Regions from separate parts of the Homo sapiens genome. Here region 1 is linked to region 2. A link is a contact called in ENCODE Hi-C or POLR2A ChIA-PET data. All regions are on one chromosome and are shown on one strand. The core of a region is the stretch at or near the end of the contact, and the rest is flanking DNA. Distances in the headings are between cores, read along the strand shown.

The links. A loop is a pair of places that touch in the nucleus more often than their neighbours do. ChIA-PET counts read pairs that join two places held with the same protein, here RNA polymerase II (POLR2A). Pooled maps may share reads with other maps.
Region 1: a loop to region 2 is called in a map of naive thymus-derived CD4-positive, alpha-beta T cell, with 2.9 times the contacts of the local background. The contact joins the promoter of PANK4 here to the enhancer-like site in region 2. A Hi-C loop is called at or near these places in 1 of 168 maps with a recorded cell type or tissue (naive thymus-derived CD4-positive, alpha-beta T cell), 6 of 37 single-sample maps with no recorded cell type and 9 of 50 pooled maps. POLR2A ChIA-PET finds 5 or more read pairs at or near these places in 1 of 52 experiments (GM10248).

What each region holds. Positions count from the first base shown.
Region 1 is chr1:2,523,787-2,530,440 of GRCh38, forward strand. PANK4 (pantothenate kinase 4 (inactive)) reads right to left here and starts at 2,810. Exons shown (of 19, transcript NM_018216.4): 1 at 2,678-2,810. The coding sequence starts at 2,801. It overlaps HES5 (hes family bHLH transcription factor 5), which reads right to left and starts at 6,477. Exons shown (of 3, transcript NM_001010926.4): 1 at 6,325-6,477; 2 at 6,060-6,225; 3 at 4,959-5,963. The coding sequence starts at 6,378. The coding sequence ends at 5,683. RefSeq lists enhancers at 1-317, 2,837-3,557, 4,279-4,999, 5,000-5,719, 6,234-6,654.
Region 2 is chr1:2,287,588-2,295,005 of GRCh38, forward strand. The region is part of intron 1 of SKI (SKI proto-oncogene); the gene reads left to right. Among named protein-coding and RNA genes, the nearest start is that of SKI, 63 kb to the left of the region's middle. RefSeq lists enhancers at 3,876-3,925, 5,297-6,207, 6,448-6,948. Within about 2 kb of position 3,189, at least 32 of the 41 ENCODE cell types and tissues checked have a DNase peak (open chromatin) inside an H3K27ac peak, as active enhancers do.

The DNA.
Region 1 (6,654 bases), core at 1,560-4,059, 240 kb after region 2:
CGGGCTGAGCTCAGGGACCCCTCGGAATCACAGCAAACCGCGCCTGGCAAGGCAGTGACAGGAGTGCCTCCTGGCGGCTCTCCGGGCTGCCCGCGCTCGGCCCTGAGGCCAACAGCTGGTGGGGGAAGGGGGCTTCCCAGAGGTTTGGTCACCTGTGCTCTTCACATCTGAGCCATGGCCTTCTAGTTCTCCCTGTCCCACAGGCCCCATCCCCTCTGCCATTCTCTCTGGTCCTGTGTTTCCTCTTTGGGCACCAATGGAGGGCAGGACAGCCAAGCAGACACCACCGCCCCGTGGCCCCTTCCTGTCTCACCTGCCTCTGAGGAACCCTCCCCACAGCCCGCAGAAACCTAAAATCAGATCGAAGCTGCAGTATGTTTTGAGAAATACAACGTCCCTGCTGCTTTCAAAGAGGTGAATCTGCTCAGCAGACATCAGCGTCCCATCGAGAGGAAAACAGCTTGCCAGAACACAGGGCAGGTGAGCTTTCCTAGATCCAGACACAGGCAAGGGAAGAGGAAATGGGAGAAGCCTGCTTTTAAACAACACTGTTGACAAGCACTTTGGCTTTGAGGGTTCCTGGGTTGAAGACACCCCACCCTGAGCGTGGCCTCCCAGCAGCTCGGTCAGGAGTAACAAACAAAAGGTCTCTCAGTATCAGTCAACAGGTCCTCTTAAGAACCAGAGACACAGGACCCAGACGCAGGGAGAAACTTTGAAGAGGGGAAATAAATACCAGCACTAAACAGACCTCTTAGAGTATCCTTCTACCAAGAAACCCCCTGGGCTCAGCCTGGAGAACAGGCTGGTACTCCAGGGCCCTCTAGGGCTGCGACAGCCCTTCCTGGACAGCCCCAGCTCTGCGGCTTCACTGGCCTCTCGGGGCCACACAGAACATCCACGGTGAGCCCTGTTCTCCTGGCCATTCCCCAAGTGACTTATGCAGGTCAACTGCAATTGCATTTCAGAAACATTTAATCCCGACTTGCTTCCAGTAACAGAATCCCCCAGTGTAAGGGCAGCAGAACCTTGCAGAGCACACGCTCTACCGGGCCTCAAGGTCTCAGAAGGCTGGGAAGCATGGCTGGGGAGCCTCTGGTGAGGCCTGCGGTAGACAATCCCCTAGGCTAGGGCTGCAAGCTCAGCACCTGCAGCCCAATAACCAGTCAGTCCCAAGTCCTATCAGCGGTCCCTAAAGATGCTACTCACACGTTCTCATACCTGGCACCAGGCCACACCCCCTAAGAAGCATTGCCTCCCATAAGCTCACTGAAAGGTGGGAGCCAGGACCTATAGCTACTTCCATTCTCATCGCCCCCCACTTCCCTAGAGGACACCCTTCCCTGGCTGGACATCTCAGAGAGATGATGACACCAACAACCCCGAGGACACCACAGCAGCAAACATGTCAGATGCACCAGGAGCACACAGCTCAGAGGGAATGGCCTGGGTCTCTCTGAGTCCCAGCTTTTCCAGGGAGGTGGGAAGCAGTCAGCGGCAGGCCCATTCATCCCAGTATTTACTGGGCGGCAAAGACAGGTTGGGCATCCTTTTCGGGGGCTGGGGCTACAAGACACACCGCTGCTCTTGTGGGATTCACACACAAGCAGACTCAGCCTACGACCGAGATGAGTGCTAAGAGGGAGAGGTATGTGAAGCCGCAGCGGCTATTCAAGGGGGGTTTCTCCAGGTGAAGCTGCCCCCAGGAAGCCCTCATGCCTGAAACATGGGCAGAGTAGGAGAGCAGGGAGTGGCTGGTTCAAATCCTGGTTCTGCCACTTTCTAGCCCGATGACCCTGGGCAAATTAGTTCACCTTTCTGGGGCTTGGTATCCTCATCTGCGAAAAGGGAGTAATTCGCGTTCCTCCCCTAGAGGTGGCTGGGAGGTGTCCGGGAGTCAGGAGCGTGGGAAAAAGGTCTAGAACAGAGCCTGGCCCGCCGTCATTACTGAGAGCACAGCCATCAGGCAGGAGGGTCTGCAGCGGACCCTGGAGAGGCCAGGGCAGAAGTGCAGGCCGCCTTAAAGGCCACGGAAGGCACGGGTGGCTTTTAAACCAGAGGCACGAGTTCCCAGGTCCCACGTCCACGGCCGCCTGAACTCACGCCCGGCGTCCACTCTCCAGAGAGCGGGGCCTGTGCACGGACTGTCCGGCCCGCGGGCCACAGCTGGCCACGCCGCGGGAACGCGCGGCCTTTTCGGGGCCACTCTGCCAAGGGCTTCCCGCCGAGCTCGTCCTCGTCTCGACCAGAACTAAGGACCCCAAATCTCAGGCCAGCCACCAGCCAAGCGGCGGAGCCGGGGCGCCCAGATGCCGATGTGGCCGAAGACATAAAATTCCGCCGACCCTCCCACCTCGCGGCGGGTAACGCTGGACCCCGGCCCCCAGCCACCCAGGACGGCCGCGCGAACTACCAGGCCCGGCAGGCCCCGCTCTGGTCCCTGCGGCGCCTGCCGGTAGCTGTAGTCCGGCCGTCGCCCCGAGCCCGCGCATCAGCGACCCTGCGGACTACAAGGCCCGTGAGGCTGTGCGCGGGCCCGCGGACTACAAGGCCCGTGAGGCTGTGCGCGAGGCCCGCGCCCCCGCCCTTCGTCCTTCCCGCCGCCCCCGCTCGCCGGCCCACCGCCGGCGCCCCGCCCGCCCCCGCAGCCCGCGCCCGGCGCCCGGCCTGCGGCTACCTATGTCGATGGCGAAGCGCTTGGCGTTCTCCAGGTTGCGGAAGATCTCGTCGGGGGGCAGCGTGATGCTCTTGTCCAGACTGTCCCCGCTGCTCCCGCTGCCGCTCGCTCCACACTCCGCCATTTTGAAAGTGCCCGGCCAGCTCATCAGCCATGGAGATATATGCGCATATATTTGACTGCCAAACGCCCCCTCGCATAGATTATGTTAATGAGGCGCCGGCCCCGCCCCTTCCCTCCCCCACCCCCGGCCTCTGAGGTCTCGGCCGCTACAGGGCGAGCTAGGGCCAGTGCTGGGCAGGGGTCCGAGAGGCCCGGGGCTGCGGGCGGGCGGGCGGTTATCCTCCAGAGATCGCGCATCAGCACAGAACATCTGGACTGATGTTCTTTTACCGCGCTGTCCACAGGCTTAACTCAAGTGCTCTGAGCCCTGCTGAGGGAGGCCGCAGAGGCCGCCCACCTGCTTCTAAGGGGGCACGTGGGTCTGCAGACTGTCAGAGAGCCCTGCCCTTCAGCGAGTGCCTGCTGTAAGCTTGGCCCTGCACGCCAGGGCGAATGTGATGCGCTCTTTGCTAGGGTGACTCAATCCTGGCTTCCCAGGGGCGTGGGACTTTCAATGTTAAAAGTCCCATGCAAACCAGAGGAGTGGGGAACCCTGCCCCACCTGGGAGGAGCCCCAGCCTGGCATGCACCTGCGGGTAGGGAAGATGTGTGCTGTAATGGCGATCCGTGGAAAGTGCTGTGGTCGGGGGAAGCCAGGCAGGCTGCCTGTGGGCAAGACAGGTGCCTGGGAGGCTGCAGGAACAAGCCTTGGAAGCAGCTGGAGCCAGGACAGGGGTATAGGTGGGGCAGGCCAGGGTTCCAGGGTGAGTGGCTGGGAAGCCCTGCTGGCATGAAGAGATGCGTCTTCTCCAGAGGCTCTGGGCGCCTTGGGAAAAAGCCCAGTGTTGGAAGCAGACAGATCAGCCCCTCCCGGGTAACCCGGGGTCATTACTGCATGTCTCTGGCCCTCAGCCTCTGTCTGCACGTGGAGAATGCCACCAGCTGCCTGGCAGGGCTCCTGGGAGCACAGGCCTGTGGGGCGGCACAAACTCCAGGGATAATGCATCTGTGTGCGCAGGGCAAGCCTTCAGGGAGGAGGCATCCTTGCCTGTGTCTTCCAAGGGGGTGGGTGTGTGGCTCTGGAGGGGGAGCCTGCCCCAGGGAGGCCTGGGTGGAAGAGTGGAGCACACCCCAGGCGGCTTAGACCTCTGGCAGCTCAGACCCCTGGCAGCATGGTGTGCCATGGGCCAGGCTGGCAGGAGGTGCCCTCCATGAGGGGCGCCCACCTGTGTGCCCACTGAACATGCGGGAAACATGCAGGTGAATGGGGGCCTTCCCTGTCCTCTGCCCACCATACCCCGGGGCTCGGTAGGGACCACTGGCAGGCACTGGGTTGGTCTGGTGGGGGGACCCTGTCTAGACTGCCTGTGGAGTAGCCAGAAAGGGGCTGAAGGCTGAGCGGAGCGAGAGGGGCTGAGCAGGAAGGAGCAGGCAGGGCAGGCCCACACACGGGGCTACCATTCAGCGGGGGTGGGAATGCGGCCCACTCCGGCCCAATCCTTGCTGGATGGATTTTGCCCCTTGGGAGCTGGTCCCTGGGAGCCACAGGCCTCAGTTCTTGCAGACTCAGCCAACACCCTGTGGCCTGCCTAAAAATACATGCCCTTTCTGAGGCAAGGGATGGCCCCGTGCAGGCTCCTGCCAGGACTGCCAGATCCTGCCTTGGCACGGTGGCCAGCGGGCAGGTGTCCCCGGAGCCCATGCCAGGACTGGCGCTGCAGGCCGTGGGAGTGTGCAGCAGCAACTCGGGGCAAATGTTTTCTCCTGTTTGGCCCAGGGCCAAGCCCCTTTGGCTGTAGCAACAGATCTACTGCGGGCTGTGGCCCTGGGTCGCCTCTCAGTGGACACAGCCTAAGGTCCTGCGCTGTCACCTTGCCCCACCCCTACCTTCCGGAAGCTAGTGAAAGGCCTGGGCGGGGGGAGACCCAGGGCTCCGACCATGTCCACCCCTCCAGCCCACCTCCCCCTGCCCCTGCCCCTCACCTGCTTTCCCTCCATCCCTCCCTCCCCCTGTTCTTCCGGAGCAAGGACCCCACCCTTCTTCCGGGGTCCAGGGGGCCACTGGCAGGGGTCCCTCCCTGCTTAACTGCTACCATGGCCCTGCCCATTCCCCTTCACCCCTGCAGACCCGCTCCATGGCTGCCAAGGACAGGCGTGAGGCACAGCAGACGACACTGTGTTGGGGGCTGAACAATCAGATTTTATTATGGCGGCTTCGGAGCAGTCCCGTGGCTTCCACGTGACTGAGAGTTCAATTTCTGAGTACAAAGTCGTGCCCACACGCATCCACCCACACAGAGGAATCCTTTAAGGATCATAGTGGAGGCACCCACCCTCCCCAGACAGCCCACCGTGAGCCCCAGCCAGACCACCAGGCACACTCAGGAGCCTTTTGGCCATGGCCCTCAGGGTCCTGGACGCCCGTCCGGGGTGATCACTGTTTCCTATGAGGATACAGCTCGAGTTCGGCCTTCACAAAAGGCAAATGTGCCCGCGGCACAGCCCGCCTGCCAGGGGTACGCCCAGCAGCTACGGGCCCTGAAGAAAGTCCTCTACAGGCTGGGGGCAGCAGTGTGCGAGCCCCGGCACTACAAATATCATAGAACCCCGGGCGGCCGGGGACTTCCCAGAAGTCACTTGCTTAAATGCAAACACAGAACAACCCCATGGGGTCAGACACTTGGCAGAAGATGGGCCCTGATTGTCCTAAAACGGCAGGGACTCTGCACACACATTCTCTGAGAATGGGGCTCCTGCGGGCCGGCCAGCTTGGGGCCAGAGCCTTCCGGAGAAGGGCGCGTCCAAGCCCGGGGCGGACGACGGCGGGAAGGCGCTTCCCTACAGGCGAGAGGAGCAGGCTCGCCCTCTGGTCGTCGGGCCGCGCGCCCGCAGGTCCCGCCGGGTCACCAGGGCCGCCAGAGGCCGCAGGCGGGCTGGTGCGCGGCGGCGGCGGCGGCGGTGGCCTTGGCGGAGAGCGCGGGCGGGGGCGCGGCGCCCGGCGCCTTGGGCTCCTTGGCGGGCGCGGCGGGCGCGGCCGGGGGCCGCTGGAAGTGGTACAGCAGCTTCATCTGCGTGTCGCTGGCGGCGTGGAGCGTCAGGAACTGCACGGCCTCCTGCAGGCACCACGAGTAGCCTTCGCTGTAGTCCTGGTGCAGGCTCTTGGGGCCGGCGGCGGCGACGAAGGCTGCGGGGAGACGCGGCGGCGGTGAGCGGGCGGCGGGGCGCGGGGGAGCCGGGGCGCGGTGGGAACTCGGGGCGCGGGGGGCCCGGGCGCGCTCACCTTTGCTGTGCTTCAGGTAGCTGACAGCCATCTCCAGGATGTCGGCCTTCTCCAGCTTGGAGTTGGGCTGGTGCCGCGCGAACTCCTGCTCCAGCAGCAGCTTCAGCTGCTCGATGCTGCTGTTGATGCGGTCGCGGCGCATCTTCTCCACCACCGGCTTCCGCAGCTGCGGGAGGAGGGGGTGTCAGGCTGGCCCGGCACGGCGCAGGGACCCCCGAGGACCGGAGGCCGCGGGGACAGCGCGCCGGGCGAGTCTGGTACTTACTCGGTTTTTCTCTTTGGGGCTGAGCAGCTCCACGGCCACAGTGCTGGGGGCCATGCCTGGCGCGGAACAGGCGACGAGGCGACGCGGGGAGGCCGGGCGAGACGAGGCGAGCGGGCGCGGGCAAGGCCAAGCGCGTCCCGGGCTGGCGCGGACACCGGCCCCGCGCGCCGACGCCCTATATAGGCGCGGGCGGCGGCCTGGCGCCTGGAGTCCGGGCGCCGCGGCCGTTCCCACACTCCGCGGCCAATGGCCGGGCGGGCCGCACAAAGGCGCCGGCCCATTAGCGCACGCTAAATTGCCTGTGAATTGGCGCGGGCACAATGGGCGCTC
Region 2 (7,418 bases), core at 1,939-4,438:
CAGTGTTGGTGGTAGGTGTGCTCTGCCTGTGGGTGGGGGTGGTCTCTGTCTCAAGGTGGGCTACGAGGGTCTGCCGCAGGGGGGGTGTGGACGGGTCTTGCATGCGTCACCTTCCCTGTGTGGGGCGTGGGGGTGGTCTCCCCCTAGAAGGACAGGGCTTGTGGCAGCCGTGAGATGGATGGATTCCCAGGGATCTCCCCTCACCTTGGGGGATGAGCCCAGGCTCCTTTCTGGGGTCTCCAGTGTGTCCCCGATGGACCAGCTTCCTGCATGGCACCGCCCTCCGGCCCCACCCCGAGCCCTGAGCCCCGCCTTGAGCCCTGGGCGCTCCTGGCCCTGGCCTGGCACTCAAGGGCTGCTTTCAGGGCTGTTTCTCGTCTGTCTTTTTTCTTTTCTTTCTTTTTTTTTTTTCTTCCTTGAGACGGAGTTTCACTCTTGTTGCCCAGGCTGGACTGCAATGGCACGATCTCGGCTCACCCCAACCTCCACCTCCCGGGTTCAAGTGATTCTCCTGCCTCAGCCTCCCAAGTAGCTGGGATCACAGGCGTGTGCCACCACGCCTGGCTAATTTTTGTATTTAGTAGAGATGGGGTTTCTCCACATGGGCCAGGCTGGTCTCGAACTTCTGACCTCAGGTGATCCACCCGCCTCAGCCTCCCAAATAGCTGGGATTACAGGTGTGCACCACCATTCCCAGCTAATTTTTGTATTTTTAGTAGAGACAGGGTTTCTCCACATGGGCCAGGCTGGTCTCTAACTCCTAACCTCAGGTGATCTACCTGACTTGGTCTCCCAAAGTGCTGAGATTACAGGCATGAGCCACTGTGCCCAGCAGGGCTGTTTACTTAAAGGTACATGTTCCGATCCCTGAATTCGGTTTTATTTTGAGGTTAGGAGTGAGAACACGATTGGTTGTCGTCGTTTCCTGTGGGAGTGGCTCTTTTCAGAGGCAGACAGTTGTCTTTGCTCGTGCGTGCACATTTGTTTGCATGCGCGTGAGACCCCCAGGTGGTTTTGCTCTGGGAGTCGTGGGATGTGTTCTCTGCTCCCTTCCCTTGTCCTGAGTGGCCTTGGTTGGCCACAGAGTCAGCTGGCAGTGGCTGTCTGTGGGTCACCTCCACACATGGATGAAACTAGCCTGAGGTGGGCTGTTGTTGGCCTGCTGGCATTTTTGGGGTCATGGCAGTGCCCTCAGGCTGGTGATAGTGGGGGTGGGGACCTTGTCTCAGGTACCAAGTTCGTCTTCATCCTTTGATCCCCTCTTCCAAAAACTACCCCCTCCCCCCGCCACGTGTGTGAGGCCTGCAGTGGTGTGCACAGAAGCCACCCTTGGGCCTGCTGGGTGACAGGTCCCCTCCAGGTGACGGGAGCTGCCTCGCTCTTCCTGCAGGTCCCCGGTGCCGCCTGGTTTTCCCGAATCGCATGCACCTGTCACTGAGCTGTCAGTGTGGTCAGCTTGCTGCACCCACCCGGGAAGTGGAGCTGGGGGAAGGTCATGTTCTGCAGGAGACCTGGTGGCTCAGGCCCTCAGGACCCAGCTGCCCCTCCCCGAGGAGCAGTGGTTGGTGAGAAAGCACACAGAAGGCAGAGGCTAGAGATGCAGCTCCTCTGTTATGTTGAGCCTCTCTAGGCAGGGAGCTCAGAGACCCGGAGGTGGCCCTCCTGCCTCCTCTCTGTCAGGACTTGACACCTGTCTCAGTGGCCATGGCTGTTTGTCTTCATCCCTCTTCGGTGAGGGTGGCAGGCGGCCAGATGCCCATTACAGGCCACCTCTCCTGCCAGCCAGTCTTCGAGGGCTGGTCACCACGTGGCCACTTTGTGAGGCCCCTCCTCTAAGATCAAATGTGGCACTGCAGAGCTACACCAACCCCGAGCCCCGCGCAGGGCAGGGCAGGAGAACCAAGATCGTGGGGGTGGGGGGGTGCAGGGCAGGGCAGGAGAACCAAGATCGGGGTGGGGGTGCAGGGCAGGGCAGGAGAACCAAGATCGTGGGGGTGGGGGGGTGCAGGGCAGGGCAGGAGAACCAAGATCGTGGGGGTGGGGGTGCAGCACAGGTCGTGCTCCCGGGGCTGGCTGTAGCGGCTCTCCCCTCCCCCGAGCCCACCGTGTGCTTCTTGTCCAGCCTTTTGAGATGACCACAGCTCTCAGTTTGGCCCCACAGCAGCATCTGGGTTGACGTCCCTGATGAGGTTTGGAAACAGCAGAGAAGGGGTTGTCCTCTTCCACCAAGAGCCTGGCTGGCCTGGCCTCCCTCTGGGCAGCACCTGGCTGGGCTGACTGGGCAGAGGGAAGGGGTGGCCTGGCCAGGGTGAGCATGGGGTGCTTGCCACTCCACAGAGGGGGTGCAGGAGGCGCCTCCAGGCCACGTTGCTCCAGGACATGCCACCTCCACAGCCCCCTCCTTGGAGTCTTTCCTCAAGGTCTTAGGATGGCTGTTTGTGCCCTAGCACAGAGACCCTTGCCCTCTTGTGTGGCGCCGGGGGTCCCTGTTGGTCAGGGATGTTCCTAGAGTGGGGAGGGAGTCGGTAAGGCAAGGGTGATGTTGGTTGTAAGGGGTGGAGTCCTTGGTCTTAAGAGATCAGGCAGGGCAGCCCTGGGCTGCCCCCGGCAGAGCCTTTGCCCCAGGCAAGTCCCGGGGCTCCTGGGAAGAGGCTACTTCTCAGCCTCTTGAGAGGGCCTCCAGGGCACAGGCAGGGAGCAGCTGTGAGGGTGTGGCTGTGATGGGGACTCTTGACTGCAGTGTGGATGTGAGCTGATTGGGGGTAGGCCAGCCTTCTGTGCGGGACACTTGGGAACTGAGGGGACACAGCCGCCACCCTGCACTGCTCAGCCTGAGCACCTCTCTGGCTGTTTGGTGCTGCACGTGTTTCTGGGCATCTGAGATGAGGCCCCAGGGCCTTTGCTTCCAGACACCAGGGGAGAGAGACCAGCCCCAGAACAACAGTTGGCGGGTGGGCTGGGGTCGTCAGAGCTTCTGACCTCATCAGGGGCTCCCCCAGAGTTTTCTGTGCGCTGCCGTGTGTCTGGGCCAGCGCTGGGGGCAAGCGATGCCTTCTGTGGTTTGAGGTCTTGTAGGCAGGAGGAGGAGGAGGAAGAGGGCACCTGCTGAGATACTTCACTGGTCTGAGGGCCCCTTCTGCCCCAGCTAGCGCTTGGGTGAGGGTTGGGCTTGCGGAGCCGTCCTGTAAAGCCGGGGATGGCAGGACGCATTGTCACCCCCTCCTGCCGCTCTTACGAAACACTCTTAATTGAGTCCGATTCTTGGTGAATCAGCCTTCCAAGAACCGCGACCGCAGCATCCTGTGCCGCTTCTGTGTTCCGCATTTTTCTCTTTCTGCAGCGTTTCCTCTCATTCTGGATGGAAAGGCCTGTTTGTCTCCCTCAATCTTTGGCGAGGGTGGCAGGCAGCCAGGCGGCCATTACGGGCCGCGCCTCCCACCAGCCAGTCGCTGGCAGGAGCGTCCGGGGAGGGAGCAGACCCCGTTCACCCTCACCCCAGAACTGAAGCAGCGAGGGGACCCAGACGAGCTGCGAATGCAGGCGCTGGGGATGCTCATGCCAGCTTGCTGTTCTTGGGAGTCTGTTTATTCTTTTAAGCTATTTCAGCATTTACCTTCAGTAGCATCGGAGGAAAAGAACGATACATTCGCCCCAGTGTGTCCCCTGGGGGACCTCTGGCTAATTTTCGGATTCCGAAAGTGAGGTTTTGCAGGGCTGTGTGGCCACTCCTTTGTGGTCGGCCCCAGTGTCATCAGGCTGGTTTCAAATCTGGGGTCTGTGGTTCGAGGCTGAGTGCAGGGCTCAGGCTGGATGGGGAGGGTGAGAAGAGTGGGGCCAGACTTCCCGGGGTCAGCACACACATCTAGGGTCGTCATGGAGCCCATGGCAGCACTGCCTGGCCATTGGCCCCTGGTGGACGCCTCAGACCGAGGTCCCAGGAGAACCCCAGCAAGGTTGGGGCTGCAGAGGGAGCCCTCCCCGGGACAGCAGCTGGACCAGAACAGAAGCTGGGCCCTCCCCCACCCCCTCAGTCTCTGCAGCCCCCACCCTCCTTCCAGCACCTTCCCCCCTGGATGGATGGGTCTTTGTGTTTTGATGCCCCTTGGCTCTGGCATTGTGGGGGGGCCCCCTGGGGCATGAGGAAGAGGGCCAGTGCCAAGGCCCCGAGGGAGCGCTACTAATTGCTACTCAGTTTCCTTAGAAAGATTTGGCTTTTTGTCATCAACAGCGCTAAAGTAACAGCAAAGATGACCTACTTAAGCGAAAGAAAAATCCGAGTGAACCTTTAAAGCTGGTATTCTCACTTCATTTTGGGGCTTGGGGTTGTCTTGCAGATTCAATCTGTTTCCTCTGTGCCACAATAATCAGAAAATAGGTTAATTTAAGCCCAATATGAAAAGTGAATTATCATGTGTGAAATATTAATGGCACTTACAAAAATAGCTTTATAATTTCTTGAACCGTGAAATCTTCAGAGAAGGCCCATAGCTCACGTGAGCCGATTCTTGAGTGAGGGTATTTGGGGGTGCACCTGGAGGAGACAGCGATGGTCTCAGCAGGGTTTGTCTCTAGAGTGCCTCAGCGCGAGCTTCTGCCAGTCCCCGGAGAGGAGTCCCCACGCCTCCTTGCCCTGCTCAGGGCTGCACGGGAGTTGCCACGTAGGAGAGCACAGCCCACCTTGGGCTTTTGGGGTTCGGGCTTTTGGAGTTTGTCCAGGCTTTGGGGTGGGGCTTTGCCTGTAGAAGCTCTGAGCTGTGCTGCATGGTAGGGTGACCGCAGTGGGCTGCCCTGGGTGCCCCATGAAGGACTGAGCAGTGGGGTGACCCTTCATCTAGCAGACGTTCATCAGGGACCTGCTGTGGGCCAGGCTGGGGTCACACTCAGAACTGACTGCAGCCAGGTGGAGACCCCACCTCGAGAGCTCCTCCTTCCTAGCTGTGTAGCCCACACCCCCTGGGGAGCCGTAGCAGTGTGGGGGCAGCTCTGATGGAGGGGTGTGTACCTGGCCACAGCTGTCTCTGGGCTGTGGTCATCACCCACAGGTCCTTTTCAGATGCGGTGCCCACCTGGGTGTGTGGACATGACCCTTGCCTAAGGGAGGGAGAGAGGAAGGCCTGGTACCAGGCAGTGTCCTCTGCCTGTGCCCCTGCTGGGGAGGACGTGAGGGCCTGTGGCTTTTAGGAACCTTGAGGAGGTGGGGGTGGTCTTCTGACGCCGGCGGGGCTCCTGAAGGTGCAGGAAGGCACAGTTTGTGCAGAGTCCCCTTCGGAGGAAGCAACGCCTGTCCCTGGCGGGGCCGCTGAGCCAAAGGCCGTGTCTCAGTGGCACCCTCTCCCAGCCGAGGATGTCGGCACCATTTGGGCCCGTGGACTTCCTCCAGTCTCTGGGTGGTGGTGAGTGGGGCCTGCTGTTGTCTAGCAGCCACTGTTCTGTGGGGCTTCACTCCTGGGCAGGGTGCACGGGAGAGCAGGGGTTGGCAGGAACCCGGCAAATTTGTCAATAAACCTGAACCTGAAGTCCCACAAGGACGGAGGCTCAGTAGGGCTCGGGCCTGAGCGGGGCAGGCCAGTGTGAGCTGGGGGTTGGGGCAGGCCACTGTGCGGAGCGGGGTTCTGGCCACCACAGGGCTTTTGTTCTGTTGCTTTGGTTGGCGATCGGGACTCACCATGTTAGACCTGAGGTTCGTGGTGGGATCCACCGGCGTGGCCCTGGGTGGCTGCCCTGTGTGCTCAGGGAGCAGTCACGGGCCCTGAGTGGTGTTGCCCGTGGGCCTGGAAGGTCCAGCCGAGGGTTGGGGCCTGCGGATGTCGCTTCTCTGAAGATGAGAAGCCAGGGCGAGGCCCCCCCCCAACATCTGGAAGGTTCTCCTGCGTCGCCCTCTCCTTCCAGGCACATTTGGCCGTCCCCTTTTCTGCGTGTCTGTCCCCACCATCGTGCCCTCTTCTTCTCTGGACTGCGTTTGGATGATTTCTTTGAACGGTTTTTATTCTGGAAAGTTCTGCTCGAGCATCTGGTATCTCCCTGGTGTTTGGGATGTCTCCTTCTCATTCCCCCGTGTCTTGCTTTAAGCTGCGTGTCCTCGTGTTTCCGCTGCCCCTGTTCTTGGGCACTGCGTTGTGTTCTGTCTGGGATCCCCGTGCAAGGCCCCTGGGTCTGGTGGCTGCTGCCCGGCCTCTGGGACCGTCTACCTGTCCCAGCCCCCGTTTCCCCGCTTCTTCAGCTGGCACCTTGAAACTCCGTGCCAGGTGAGCAGGCCTGTGGCTGCAGGTTCCCGGAATCTGTCGTGGGTTCTGGGTTGTCCCTTCCAGTGCAGGCGGTGGTCACCGCGCCACCATGGGGGTCCAGGCAGCAGGATGGTCATGTGATGGGGGCCACTCTGGGCTTTTCATTCTCCTTTCATCTGTGGCCTCGGAGGCTCCCCATGTTTTCTGAGGTGCACAGAACATGGAGGGGTGCTCATCTCATGTCAGATATTGGAAGGATGTCGTGCAGGAAGGTTCGAGGGTCTCGGGGTGGTCCTGAGAAGCCGATGTGATAGGTGCGGCAGCTTCCTCTTCCCCTGAGCGGGGGCTTCCAGAGCCTCCCTCCCACTGGTGCCCATGGGGTTTGAGCCTGATAGCTCCGCAGGATTCAGCTGCTGTGAGTCACAGCCAGGATGGAGAGGTCTAAGGCAGGCCTGATGCCGGGCAGGGCGACATTTCTAGAAAAGGTTTCATCTGGTGATCTGCTAAATGGCATGAAAATCACAAAATTGGCACTCAGTGACCATCAGGCTGGCTGTGTGTGGCTGCTCTCCTCAACAAGCAAATGGCTGCCCCCATCCAGAGCCCCGACTCCCGCTGGCCTCCCCCGTGCGGGGATGTGGGGACCAGGGCAGGCCCCAGAGACCACCTGACCTCTCTGGCAGGAAGAAGACCACGTCGTGCCGTTTCCTCCTCCCTTGAGCCCGTTAGCTGTCTCGGGGAACCGGTAAGCCCAGGGCCACCTTGTCACGTCCTCCACTGAACGTGGGTCCACGTAGATGCCAGCCCCTTGGTCTTGCCCAGAAGTTGTGGGAGGTGCTGGTTGCCAGGGATGGCTATGCATGTTTGTCCCCATGGCAGGGAGGCCTCTGGGGGCCTGGCCCTCCCCCCGCTAGCTGCTTCTCACATTTTTGTCTCCCCGAGAGCCACCTGCTCTCCCAGGGCCCTCAGGCCCCCGTCTGCCAGTCTCCTGGCACCTGGGCTGGGGTCTGCGCCAGGCAACTCCCACAGCAGGGCAGGATCCACCCTCCACGTTATCATTACTGCCATCCCCTGTGCCTGGGTTGGAGGCCACGCCCACCCAGTGGGGCCCCTCTGGAAAGGAGACTTGACCTCAGGGTGGTGGCAGGGCTCTGTGGGATGCCCCTGGTGACAGGGACCAGAATGTTCCCTAAA